2 separate regions of the Homo sapiens genome follow, and region 1 is linked to region 2. Evidence: read pairs that join two places in POLR2A ChIA-PET (ENCODE). Cell type or tissue: K562. All regions are shown on one strand. Each heading gives the region's core, and the rest is flanking DNA. Links, peaks and the distances in the headings are about the cores only. Region 1 overlaps SMG6 (SMG6 nonsense mediated mRNA decay factor). Region 2 overlaps RPA1 (replication protein A1).

Region 1 (2,912 bases), core at 93-2,592, 450 kb after region 2:
ATTTTATAAACTATAAAGAGACAAACAAATATGAAAACAATTGTTTACTCTATTCTTTTTTTTCCCCCCTAATAATTTCTGAGACAGCGTCTCACTCTGTTGCCCAGGCTGGAGTGTAGTGGCGTGATCTCAGCTCACTGCAACCTCCACCTCCTGAGCTCAAGTGATTCTCGTGCCTCAGCCTCCTGAGTAACTGGGATGATAGGCATGCGCCACCATGCCTGGCTAATTTTTTTATTTTTAATAGAGACAGGGTTTCGCCATGTTGCCCAGGCTGGTCTCAAACTCCTGGCCTCAAGTGATCCATGTGCCTGCCTCAGCATCCCAAAGTGCTGGGATTACAGGCGTGAGCCATCACGCCCACCCACTTTTTTTGCCATCATTATAGTCTTTCTTCAAACTGTTAACATCACTGAATTGTACCACGGCATTACATTACCTTCACCTAAAACAATGGATCGTCCTTTATCACACATTAACAACGTGCCACACACTGTGCAGGACTATGTGTTTTCTCACTGATTGGCTTGGCATCTGTCACTCAGAAAACAGAGTAAACCAATCCCAAGGCATGTGCCCCCCAAAATATCTCCCTAGGGAACACCACCTCACAGCACACAATATAATTCCACTCCACTCCACACAAAAGAAATTAACATATCACTGAATAAAGAACAAAGCTTCATTGAGAAGAAGATACTGACCCCTCAGGAAGGCACACTCACTAAGCGAAATAGCTACTGCACATTAACCTCCTACCTAGCACATAACTCAAATTTGTACCTCAGCAAAGTTATAATGACTACATATCACATACCCCAAGTCCTAACTGTTCCACAGATTCTATGAATGAACATCCCCAAAGGTGTTAAGAATCCTCTGTATTTAACTGATAAAGCACAAAGAGAACTGATTATGCCTCCATACTACATCCACTTTGTCATGTTGGTAAGAGACAAAAACAAAACAAAACAAAACAAATTCTTTCAAAGGCTCTCCGTCAGCCTCAGCATGAAGTCCTGGACGATTGAGCCTCTGCTTACCTCATCAGCACCATATTCCCGGTCACTTTCTGTACCTCAGTCAGACCAGACTCCAAAGTTCCCCTAACACACCACGGTGTTCTCCACTTCAGGGCCTTTAAGTATATTGTCCTCTTCCCCTAAAATGTTCCTCTCCTTGCATCTACACATACACCTTCACCTGGCTGAAGCTTTCGGCCTTCAGCGTTAGTTTAACTATGATTTTCTCAGTCTCACAGGATTCTTTAAAACTAGGTTAACCCTTTACAGTATACACCCCCAACATCCTTGGCAAAAGTCACTCCATCAGCAATTACTCATCCAAAGTCTGTACTCACCAGCAATCAAACACTAAACTCCAAGAAACAGGAGCACGGTTTTTTTTCAATCTGCACTGAATTGCCTCTGCCTAAAATACCACCAAGCATGTAAGAGGAACTCAATAAACACTTTTTTTTTTTTTTGAGATAGAGTCTCACTTTGTTGCCCAGGCTAGAGTGCAATAACGCAGTCTTAGCTCACTGCAACCACTGCCTTCTGGTTTTTAAGCGATTCTCCTGTCTCAGCCTCCTGAGTAGCTGGGATTACAGGCATGCACCACCACACCCAGCTAATTTTTGTATTTTTAGTAGAGAGGGGGTTTCGCCATGTTGGGCCAGGCTGGTCTCAAACTCCTGACCTCAGGTGATCTGCCTGCCTTGGCCTCCCAAAGGGCTGGGATTAAAGAGTGAGCCACTGCGCCCAGCCAAAAACATCTGTCCATCAGTAAGAAAGTGTGTATGTAGTAGAAGGAGCAAAAAGGCAAGAGGAAGCCTCTGCTCCATAAATCACGCTGCTCTCCCTAATGCATCTCTAACTGCTTCCTAAATATGCTCAACTTTCCAATCTTAAAACAAAAACTGGCCAGGCGTGGTACAGACAAAAAAAACGAAAAACAAAGAACAAAAAACCTTCTCTTAGAACCCTATGTTCTTTTAGCTGTCTTCCCTCCTTGTCTTCGCAGCCAAGATGCTTAAAAGAATGGTCTATATTACTCTCTGGCAATCTCTACTGCTTTATCTCTCTTCACTACAATCCGGCTTCCAGTTTCCCCAACTAAATTAACTCTTGATAAGTTCATCCAATCCAACGGACACTTTTTAGTAATCTTAACATTTGACAGCTCCATTGCACTTGACAATTTTACCTACCCCCACCTTGAAATGTAACCCCCGTTTCTGGCCAGCCTTCCCAGTACCCCAACTTTTGCTTCAACCACCACCTGTATCATGATGACTCATGAATCTATATCACCAGCCCAGCTTTCTCCTGACCTCCAGAGAGACCACAATATTCACTTGTTCACTTTCAAGTTCCTGTAACACACACACCTCCACATCAGCATATCCAAACCTGAACCAATCTCTTTCCTTTGCAGCCACTCCCCTGGACTACCAGCTGGGAGATGATTCAGACTCTTCATGCCTCCAATCTCATCCCTCACACCAAATCAGTCAACAATTCCATTCTATTTCCTTTCTTTCTTTCCAATCTGTCTTCTCTTTCCCATCTCCACGACCTCTATCTTAGTTCAGACCTACAACCTGACTCCTCTATCTCCACTCTTGCCCAGCTCCCATTCAAACTCACCAATTTGCCCAAGTGACTGGTTCTAAGAACAAATCTACCTTATCCATTTACTAAAAAATCAATTAATGGTTCCCCAGTGCTTTCAGAATGAAGTCCAAACTCTTCGGCATAGCATATGAGAGTTTATGACCTAGTCGCTTCCCACTTTGTTAGCTTTTCCACCTACAATAGCCCCCTCCACACTACAAACACCAGCATACTGAAGTTCTTGCACTTTCCCAACAATGCCTGGTTCTCTTTTGCTGGACCCTCTATCTAAAC
Region 2 (2,912 bases), core at 118-2,617:
GATCGCACCATTGCACTTCAGCCTGGGCAACAAGAGTGAAACTCAGTCTCAAAAAAAAAAAAAAAAAAGAAATCTTTGCCTACCCGACCCAAGGTCACAAATCTTTTATGCTGTGTTTTCTTCCAGAAGTTTTATAGTTTTCGCTTTGCCTTGTGGTCTGTAATGCATTTCAAGTTTACTATTTTATCTATGATATATAGCTCTTTTTTAAATACAGATATTCAGTTGTTCCAGCCCTGTTTATTGAAAACACTATCCCATTTCATTGAGTTACTTAGTCACTTTATTTATTTATTTTTTTAATTTTTTATTTTTGAGATGGAGCCTCGCTCTGTCACCCAGGCTGGAGTGCAGTGGCACGATCTCGGCTCACTGCAAGCTCCACCTCCCGGATTCACAGCATTCTCCTGCCTCAGCCTCCCGAGTAGCTGGGACTACAGGCACCCGCCACCATGCCCGGCTAATTTTTTTTTGTATTTTTAGTAGAGACGGTATTTCACCGTGTTAGCCGGGATGGTCCCAATCTCCTGACCTCGTCGTGATCCACCTGCCTCGGCCTCCCAAAGTGCTGGGATTACAGGCGTGAGCCACTGCGCCCGGCCCCTTAGTCACTTTATATAAAATCAATGGACTGTATATGTGTATCTGTTTCTGGAATGTCAATTGATTTCTATGTTGGTGCTTATGTCAATACCACATCATCATAAACATTGAAGATTTATAGTAAATCTTGAAATCTGGCATTGTAAATTCTCCAGCTTCATTTTTATTTTTTATTTTTTATTTTTTTTGAGATGGAGTCTAGCTCTGTCGCCAGGCTGGAGTGCAGTGGTGAGATCTCGGCTCACTGCAACCTCCACCTCTCGGGTTCAAGCGATTCTCCTACCTCAGCCTCCTGAATAGCTGGGATTACAGGTGCCCGCCACCACACCCAGCCAATTTTTATATTTTTAGTAGAGACGGGGTTTCACTATGCTGGCTGGGCTAGTCTTGATCTCCCAACCTCATGTGATCCACCTGCCTTGGGCTCCCAAAATGCTGGGAGTACAGGCGTGAGCCACCGTGCCTGGCCTCTAGCTTCATTTTTTTTTTTTTTTGAGACAGGATCTCACTTAGTCATCCAAGCTGGAGTGCAGTGACATACATGATCATAGTTTACTGCAGCTTTATCTCCCTGGCTCAAGTGATCCTCCCTCCTCACCCTCTGAGTAGCTGGGACGACTGCGCCCAGCTAGTTTTTTTTTTTTTTTTTTTTTTTTTGAGACAGGGCTTTACTATCACTCAGGTAGAGTACAGTGGTGCCATCTCACCTTACTGCAGCCTCTGCTTCCCAGATGCAAACAATCCTCCTGCCTCAGCCTCTCGAGTAGCTGGGACTATAGGCATGTGCCACCACACCCAACTACTTTTTGTATTTTTTGTAGAGACGGGGTTTCACCATGTTGGCCAGGTTGGTCTCGAACTCCTGACCTCAAGCGATCCTCCTGTCTCAGCCTCCCAAAGTGCTGATCCCTTTGCATACACTGAAGTATAGAGAAACAAAGTACAATAAAAAAAAAGAAAAAGAAAATGAAAACAGACGTTTGTTTGTTTGTTTTGAGACAGGGTCATGCTTTGTCACCCAGGCTGGAGTGCAGTGGTGCAATCACAGCTCACTACAGCCTAGACCTCCTGGGCTCGAGTGATTCTTCCTCAGCTTTCTGAGTAGCTGGGACTACAGGTGTGCACCACATACCTGGCTAATTTTTTTTGAGATGGATTCTTTCTGTGCTGCCCAGGTTGGAGTGCAGTGGCGCGATCTCAGCTCACTGCAACCTCCGCCTCCCAGGTTCAAGCAATTCTCCTGCCTCAGCCTCCCAAATAGCTGGGACTACAGGCACGTCCCACCACGCCCGGTTAATTTTTTATATTTTTAGCAGAGACAGGGTTTCACCGTGTTAGCCGGGATGGTCTCAATCTCCTGACCTCGTGATCCTCCCACCTTGGCCTCCCAAAGTGCTAGGATTACAGGCGTGAGCCACCACCTGGCTAATTTTTTATAGAGACAGGTCTCCTTCTGTTGCCCCGACTGGTCTCGAACTCCTGAGCTCAAGCGATCCTCCTGCTTCCGTCTCCGAAATGCTGGGATTATAGGCAAGAGCCGCCGTTTGCAGCCTTGTTGGTAGTTTTCGGTGTGCAGTTCTTACATATGTATACTGTTAAATATATCCCTAAATAATTTACTTTTGAAGCCTGGCACGGTGGCTCACGCCTGTAATCCCAGCACTTTTTGGGAGGCTGAGGCGGGCAGATCACCAGAGGTCAGGAGTTTGAGACCAGCCTGGCCAACGTAGTGAAACCCTGTCTCTACTAAAAATACAAAAATTAGCCAGGTGTGGTGGTGCATGCCTGTAACCCCAGCTACGCGGGAGGCTGCAGCAGGAGAATTGCTTGAACCCGGGCATTAGAGGTTGCAGTGAGCTGAGATTGCACCACCACGCTCTAGCACGACAGAGCGAAACTCCGTCTCAAAAAAAATAAAATAAAATAAAGAAAGTTCTTTTGATGGTGTTTAAGTGGCATTTTTGAAAATTTCATTCTTCAGTTGTTTATTGCTAGTATATTGAAATACAAGTGATTATTCCACACCAGCCTTGTGTCCTGCAAACTTGCTAAATCAACTTACTAGTTTTTATAGATACCTTAGGATTTTCTATGTAAACGATCATATTGTCTACAAATAAAGGAAGTTTTATCTGTTCCTTTTTAATCTTTTTATTTTTTATTTTGAGAGGGAGCCTCACTCTGTCGCCCAGGCTGGAGTGCAGTGGTGCGATCTCAGCTCCCTGCAACCTCCGCCTCCTGGGTTCAAGCGATTCTCCTGTCTCAGCCTCCCCAGCAGCTGGGATTACAGGCATGCGCCACCACGCCCA

Evidence for each region. Peaks named below come from ENCODE experiments on the same cell type or tissue, not always from the same donor. Only the 100,000 strongest peaks of a DNase experiment are listed, where the experiment ranks them.
Region 1: POLR2A ChIA-PET joins it to region 2 with 6 read pairs; 5 of 35 experiments call an interaction of 5 or more read pairs at or near these places.

Annotation. Positions count from the first base shown.
Region 1 is chr17:2,293,408-2,296,319 of GRCh38, forward strand. The region is part of intron 4 of SMG6 (SMG6 nonsense mediated mRNA decay factor); the gene reads right to left. Among named protein-coding and RNA genes, the nearest start is that of SMG6, 8.9 kb to the right of the region's middle. In K562, for the core only: no CTCF peak of the experiment used is centred there; no DNase peak of the experiment used is centred there.
Region 2 is chr17:1,838,554-1,841,465 of GRCh38, forward strand. All of the region lies in intron 1 of RPA1 (replication protein A1), which reads left to right. Among named protein-coding and RNA genes, the nearest start is that of RPA1, 10 kb to the left of the region's middle. In K562, for the core only: no CTCF peak of the experiment used is centred there; a DNase peak (open chromatin) is centred at 1,168.